Regions from separate parts of the Mus musculus genome. Here all the other regions are linked to region 2. The links are chromatin loops, found by intact Hi-C in ENCODE. Cell type or tissue: gastrocnemius. All regions are shown on one strand.

What was found. Peaks named below come from ENCODE experiments on the same cell type or tissue, not always from the same donor. Only the 100,000 strongest peaks of a DNase experiment are listed, where the experiment ranks them.
Region 1: a loop joins it to region 2, with 2.3 times the contacts of the local background. A loop is called at or near these places in 3 of 42 quality-filtered maps.
Region 3: it touches region 2 in a loop (12-fold over the local background); 23 of 42 quality-filtered maps call a loop at or near these places.

The regions. Positions count from the first base shown.
Region 1 is chr5:116,023,100-116,025,599 of GRCm38, reverse strand. Prkab1 (protein kinase, AMP-activated, beta 1 non-catalytic subunit) reads left to right here and starts at 1,172. Exons shown (of 7, transcript NM_031869.2): 1 at 1,172-1,509. The coding sequence starts at 1,351. In gastrocnemius, a CTCF peak has its summit at 973 (motif pointing left); DNase peaks (open chromatin) are centred at 1,054 and 2,286; H3K4me3 peaks cover 2,310 bases; H3K27ac peaks cover 2,452 bases.
Region 2 is chr5:116,475,224-116,477,723 of GRCm38, reverse strand. It overlaps Srrm4 (serine/arginine repetitive matrix 4), which reads left to right. Exons shown (of 13, transcript NM_026886.3): 3 at 579-665; 4 at 2,477-2,500. Among named protein-coding and RNA genes, the nearest start is that of Srrm4os, 38 kb to the right of the region's middle. In gastrocnemius, a CTCF peak has its summit at 1,513 (motif pointing right); a DNase peak (open chromatin) is centred at 1,563.
Region 3 is chr5:116,230,427-116,232,926 of GRCm38, reverse strand. All of the region lies in intron 1 of Ccdc60 (coiled-coil domain containing 60), which reads left to right. Gm36502 (a long non-coding RNA gene) reads right to left here and starts at 857. Exons shown (of 4, transcript XR_001784946.1): 1 at 111-857. In gastrocnemius, a CTCF peak has its summit at 968 (motif pointing left); a DNase peak (open chromatin) is centred at 914.

The sequences.
Region 1 (2,500 bases), 450 kb after region 2:
AAAACCAAAACATATGTATGGGTAAATGTAAGACATGACCTAGAAAATCCAATGCAAAGCAAACAAACAAACCCCACAAGACAATGTTGTTGTTGTTTCTTTAAAGGCTGACTGTGAAGCTGAGATCGTTTTATTACAGCAGTCTGTACCTCTGCTGAAACACTAAGCCCTGATACATTTTACACATAATGTGGCCAATGTAGCCCCAAGGCTCTTGCAAAAAGACTTATCAATAGGCACTCAACTTGAAACAAACAACAGAACCCAACTGAGAACGTCAATTTCCCAGAAATCTTAGGTCTTTAAGTTTTCTCAAACACCTGGAAGATGGTCAGCATCCTCCATCCTTAGTCTACAGACAGAAATTACGATTTGGCCACTCTGGAGAGGCCTTCCTTTTGAAGGAGCCCTAGGTTGTCCTAATACATTCAATTGTGAGAGCCAGTGCATCTACGGGAGAGACTTAAACGTGAGGTTCTTTTGTTTTGTTTTGTTTTTTGTTTGGTTTTGGTTTTTTCGAGACAGGGTTTCTCTGTATAGCCCTGGCTGTCCTGGAACTCACTCTGTAGAACACGCTGGCCTCGAACTCAGAAATCCTCTGCCTCTGCCTCCCAAGTGCTGGGATTAAAGGCGTGCGCCACCAATGCCCGGCGCTTTCTCTTTTTTTCCCTTTTCTTCTTCTTGTTTGTTTTGTTTTGTTTTTACGATTATGTGTATGAATGCTCTGCCCTCCCGTATATGTGTGCACCGCCTTGGGCGCCGGGATCCCCTGGAACTTAAACTGCAAACAGTTGTGAGCCACCATGGAAGCGCCAGGACCCGAACCCGGGTACTCTGCAAGAGCAAGCGCTTGCTCCAAGCCGCCGTGGGTTTCGCGTTTCGTAATTCGAGTTACTGGAGAGTAACCAACTTGGAGTGAGGTGGTCGGCGCCATCCATGGCATTCTGGCATTCTCGCTCGCTCGCGCCTCCCGCTGGCCGCTACGAAGCTCGATCTGGTGGCAGCCCCGAACCACCCGCGACCGCTTCGCGCTGAGCAGCAGGGAAGAGGCGGAAACGGAACTGATGTCACCCTAACTCCGAGAGCGCTCCATCCCCAGTGACCACCCTTCCTTCCTTCCTTCGCTGGGCCCGGCCGGAAGCGGAAGTGGCTAAGGGGTGGAGGGGAGTTGCGGGAGGAGTGTCAGGTTACGCTCCGGCTCTGTTCGGAGTTCCAGTCGCGGTCGCCCGAGCCAGGTAAAGCGGAGCTCGGCGGGCGAGCGAGCGCGCGATCCGAGAGGGCGTGACTCGCGATCCCCGGGGGTCCGACCCGGCCTTTCCGGCTTCCTTGTGTCCCTGCAGATTCCCAGCCATGGGCAACACGAGCAGCGAGCGCGCCGCGCTGGAGCGGCAGGCGGGCCACAAGACGCCGCGGAGGGACAGCTCCGGGGGCGCCAAGGATGGGGACAGGCCCAAGATCCTCATGGACAGCCCTGAAGACGCCGACATCTTCCACTCCGAAGAGATCAAGGTGCTGAGTGGAGGGGCGTCGGAGCCCTCTTGACTCACGGGGAGGGTCCCCCTTTGCTGTAGTTCCCGCCACATTCCCAGCGTCACACCTTGGGGGGGGGCGGGGGAGGTGGCTCTGTCATAGCCCTCTTTGCCGTTCTGGGACTTGTGCCTAATTACCGATGGGAGGAGAGTCACCCTGGGCTTGGTTGAACATCATTAAGGAGAAAGCAGCTCAGGGACCGCGTTTGAGATCCTTAATTAATTAAGAGTCGAGCTAAACTGTAATTGAGCACCCGTGTCGACTTTTCTCTTCGGTGTAATTGATTGCGCGGCTTGGAGACACTTCAGGCCGACCGGCTTTTGCAAAAGTTGGGTTGGGAGTTCTAGTGTTCTTTTTGGCGGTAAAACGGGAGCACATACGTTAAGCTGGAAATGAAGTTGACTAGCTGACTGCCAGAGGTGTTTGGTTCTGACAGTTTCAGTCCACCCTGCTCACTTTATTTTAGATCCGGCAATTCCACTGGAGGAGGTCAGTGACCGAGAGTCACTCTGAACGCCAGCCAGCAGCTAATTACCCCCACTTCTCTCCCACGTTACTGAAATAATGCCTTGGACTTTAAGCAGACCAGAGCAAACAGATTTTTGCAGGCCAAGCTGAAAGTTCCTGCCTGAGCCACATTCTCTTAAAACCACAGTGAGGTGGCCAGTGCTTCCGGCTACAGGGCCCCAGTCCAAGGGCATTTGGTGATTCTAGGAGGAAAGAAGCTAATTGCTCAGAATAAACTACATTCAGGAACGTTGGCGCTCACCAGCCTGGTCTCTGTTACTTGCCGGGTTGCCAACTAATCCCCATTACTTAAACAGGCTAATTGCCTGGCCAGCTCACTCCGCTTTCACTCCCCCACCCCCACCCCCTAACTGGGCTACATAACCCACATTACTATTCTCCAGATCTTAATTTTGGGTCTGACTTTAAAAGAGCCTGCTTTTGCCAGGGAGTGGTGGCACAG
Region 2 (2,500 bases):
CCTGCCCCAATTATAAAAGGAGATAACTTGACTTCATTTAACTGCAGCCTGTGCGTTTGAATTTAATTGAACGGGAAATAATTATTCCTGAAGAGCAGTGGAGTTTTTTGAGGTTCTGCGAAGCGATGTAAGATATGTATCTTGTTACATTAGACCCGAGCAAATACACTTTTAATAATCGGCATCTACTTAATGCAGCTTCTGCCTCCTGAAATTTACAGCAGGAAGTATAGACGGGGTGGACTGGGAAGAGAGTGGGTTGGACTGCCAACTCATTATTTTTAAAGTGATTTATTTACCGAGGTGAACCATTTGCAAATTCAATAATAAATCTATTAAGGGGCAGTTAACCCCTATAAACCTTGTTTTAAATAATCAATTGGTGTTTGGGTAACTACAGTGTCTGTCTCATTAGGCATGCATTAAGTCTCTGAGACTTTTAATCTGAGGTGTGACCGAATCAGCCATGAGGTGACAATGAGATGTTCACCGTGGGTCCTGGGTCCTTTCCCTTTCTCTGGCTGTGACAGCCCAGGAGCCAACGGACTCTCTCATACCTGGCTTTTCCTTTCTCACAGTGCCTCTCAAGACAGAGACCCGACACCACCACCTTCCTCCAGGGGGAAAAAGAAAAAGAAGAAATCAACCAGGAAAAAGAGGAGGAGGTAAGGATCCTGACGAGAGATGAGATTTCAAAGACTCAGACAGGAGAAGAGACAGAAAAGGAGTAATAAGTCCAACTGTGACTCCACCTTGGGTTCAAATCCCTTCTCGGCCTCTTAGCTGCCTGTGGGACCTTAGACTTCACTTTTTGTGGCTTCTTTCTCCCACCTTCTTGTTAAAATGATAGTAATTTTGGACAGCCTCTTGGAATTTTCGAGAATTAGCTGAGAAAAGTCCCTGGGTATGGTGGCTCCTGCCTGTCATAGCACTTGGGAGTCTGAGGCAGGAGGATTGCTGTGAGTTTGAAGCCAGCCCGAGTCACATGGTGCATTCTAGGTCAGCCTGAGATACAAAGAGGAAAAGGCGGAGGGAAATATGGAGGCAGCTGACACGGTGTTTAGCAATCATGTATGACCAATTAATATGAAGCAGTTATTATAGCAGATGTTGAACTGGGATGGCTGTAGCGTATGGTGTGCAGGGGCTTGTGCGCAGCACCTTGGTACAACCTTTCTTTCGCTCCTGGCCTCACTCCGCAAGGGAAATATTATGCCCATTTCAGAGATGAATGATAAAGGCTCCCAGGATGGGATGACAGAATCTACCTTGGACTTTATTCCTAGGATTCTCTCTTGACCCAGGGTTAGTATCTCATATTACTACCAGCGCATGGCTCTTTTAGGCCTCGTGAATGTCTTGGTAGACACACGTCTTTTAATAAGTTTTTTATTTTTAAAAAATATTTCCGGATTCCCTTGTCAACTTCCAGTTTAAAAAAAAAAAAAAAAACCTGTGTAGAATTTAAGTTTGGCTACAGGGGATCGCACCAAATCTCCCGGGCGGTGTTTATAAACGCCTGCAGGGGGCAGCAGAGAGCAATGCTGAGCCGCTCAAACCTGGGCCCCAGGTTTGCAGGGGTTTCTCCATCATCTGCTTAGTTTAAGGACCGGCCCAGATGGGGCGAAGGGGGAGTGCGGTGACACCCAGTGACCCAGCCATTGTAAGGTAGGGGGTGGACTCGAGTTTCCCGATTTTCGAAGTGTGCAGAAGATAGAGGAGGAAACAGCGCACGCTGTGGAAAATTGGGGCTGCACTCTCTCAGAGGGAACCCCCCGCCCCCTCTGAGAGGCCACTGCTTGCTCTCCTCAGTCCTCACCTCTCCTAACTGTCTGCAGGAAGCCTGATTCCTACATCTACCCTCTTAAAGAGGCTCACACTGGACCTGAGTTTCAGCCTCTTGCTAGCCTGTTGGAGACAAGCTATGATTCCCTCAGGGGCCTGAGCCTGTAGGTCAGGCTGAGTCAACCCCATGGCCCCAGGGAGGGTAACTGTTTCCCAGGTGCCCCTTGGTGGCTTCACCCATGCTATGATGTTAGGGACACAGGCTTACCCCAGAGATAGCAGAGAACAGACCACGGAATACAGAAGAGGCAGAGGTTTTGGAGGAAAGCCACGGATGAGACCAAGAAAGCCCTTTAGATTGATTTAACTAAGAGGATAGCCATTGACTGATGCTGTTATAATGAACAAACCTCCGGGATAGAGAGAACTCTGTTTGAATCCCATACCATCCCTGTCTGGGCTGCGTGTCTTTGGGCAGATCACTTTACCTCTCTGAATCTCACTTTTTTTTGGGGGGGAGGGGGTCTGGAAAAGGAGAATAGCAATTATATCTACTTAAGTGTAGGGCACATAATATCCAACACAAATGCAAGCTACTATCAGTATGTGGGTTGGTCCTGTATATGGTCCCCCCCAAAAACTGAAGTATTATGAAGAAGGGACCCATGGAAATATGTCTGTCTCCCTGCAGGTCCCCGTCCTACAGCCCATCACC
Region 3 (2,500 bases), 240 kb after region 2:
AAAGTGCCATCCTGAGGAAGGCACCTGAGACATCCCACCCCAGGAGCTCTGTGGTCACACTCTAACCAGCTCTGGCCAGCTCTTTTGTCCCTTAGTTTTCTTCTACTCACCAGCAGCGTAGGGTCAGCTCCCGTATGTACGATTAGATGCTCTCCATAGGAAAGTCAAGGCTGAGAAGCTGGCTATGACTGGTAGGCTGGGCTAGTTCTTGGCTGAAGCAATCCAAGGACGGAAGGCGTTCTTTGGGCTCACAGTTTGAGGGTGATCAGGCTGGCTATCCTGTATCCTTGAGTGTGTGCCGGTTCCCCCTCAGGAGCCGTGGCAGGCATTGCTAATTGGTTACAGAAAAATCTCTCTAATGAGACCGGATCTCGGGGTGCTCCAGCCAGTCTTTAAGGCTGGCAATGGAGTAGAAGCCCTTGCTTCCTTGATCAGGCTGCCTATGGCTCTCATGTACCCTTGAGTGTGCTGATTCCTCCAGGGGCTGTGCCAGACATTGCTAATCAATTACAGAAAAATTTCTCTGATGAGACTGGACCAGGGTGCTCCAACCAGTCTTTACTTTGCTCCCTCAAAATCTTAGTGCATTCCCCGACGCGTGGAATTTAAGCTCTATCCTAGAACCTATTTCCTTAAGCTCATCCAGGGTTATGAAGGACATCCCTGAGCCCTTCACTGAGACTTGGGTTGGTTACCAGCATCTGACGGCTGTACCATTGATCCCTCATAGCAAGTCTTAACTCCTGAGCCATCTCTCCAGCCCATAGCTGGTCTTTCAGACAAGCATGGTTTGTTATCTTTTTAAACTGGCGAACGGGCTGTTGGCACGGGTCTTAGTCTCTGGCTGGTGGGGGACTTGCAGGAGCCGGCAGCCGATTTCCATTTCAATCAAGCAGAGAGCTGAGAGAGGCAGATCAAAAGAAAATGGAATTTGATCGAAAGCCATGGCTTCTAGTGCCACCTACCGGTACATCTTCACCTCGCTGCCCTTGCTGACCTGGAAGCCCTTTGTAGTTAGTTACCCAGCTGTCTAGTTTGGAAATATTCTCATACGCTCTCTAGAATTCTTTGTTTTTAACTCGCGGTGACATGATTCCGTGGGTAAAAGCCCCAAGTACTCGTGACATAGTGGCAGGAATCTCTGCTTGGTAAGCCTGGTTAAGCTCCCTGTACCAAGCATGGAGTTTCTCACGGTGTCCGATGAAGACCAGGCAGGCACTGCTTTGGAGCCCTGATAGCTTGCAGGGACAAGGAACAGGAGGAGCAAGGGTGTGTGTGTGTGTTTGTGTGTTGTCTACGGCTGGCAGTGATGGAGATGGAGACTGCCGCCAGGCGTGGAAGGAAGACAGCTTGAAGAAATCTTTAGGAAGTAAGACGATCACTAGGGGCAGCTGTCGGAGCCGGAAGCTACCACAGGCCACAGTTTTCCACGAGGGTTTAGCCACGTCCCAGTACAGAAGGTCACAGCTCGCTGACTCCTGTGTCAGATGAGGGTCACAGGAGCAGGAGGCTGCGCTCCATACCGGTGTCTTCCTGACCTTGAGGAAGTCACCCTGTCTCTGGGTCCTGTGGTTCCCTTTTGGCAAGGTAGGAGTAAGGATGCCCGTGAGGTGAGGAGGATTCCTTGCGGGGGTGGGGGCGGTAAAACTAAACCATTGAAGCTGGGACAGAGAAGAAGGAAGGATGCTCCACAGATACACAGTAGGTCCGCACATGAGGGGCACATGGAACATGCCTGTCCCCGCATGGCCAGCTTGACCCCTTGGCATCTGCAAACCTTACCACATTAGCAGTACCATGTCCCCTTCATAATTAATAAGTACCCCCACGGTCAGCTGTCTCTCCTCACAGTCTGAAACAGCAAGGAGAGCTCAGAACGCAGACAGCAGGGGCTTCTTTCCTCCCCAGGGCTATGGCCCTTTACCACCCCCAAAACTCCGTGTTCTAAACAGGAACTCCCTTATAGCTCCCCACCACCACACATCAAGAAGACAGTCCCCTCTTCTGTCACTTCTCTCCTCTCCTTCAATGTCCAGGCGTGACGGCATGTCCCCTGGGTTCATAAGAAGGTGGGGGAAGGGGAGGGCCACCGGCCCTGGGCAAAGAGGTTTGTGATGAATTGAACTCAACAGAAAAATTCATATTTCACTTTGTAGCGTGTGCTGTGGCCAAGGTCCTTCATGCCCCTCACCGGTGTGTCCCAGGTACCCTTTATGTGGCTCTGATTGTTAGTTTTTATTTGTTTGTTTGTCTCTTGTCAACTTGACACAAACCTCGACCCTACCTAGGAAAAGGAGAGCTTAATTAAGAAAAGGCCTCTATAAGATTAGCCTGTAGGCATGAGTGCCGGGGGGGGGGGGGGTCCCGCAGGGGCGCATTTTCTTGATTAATGATTGATTTGCAAAGTCCCTGCCCACTGTAGGTGGGGTGGGTCATCTCTGAGCAGGTGATCCTGGGTTCTGCAAGAAATCTCTGTCTTTTCAAACAGCCTCCCCTCCCC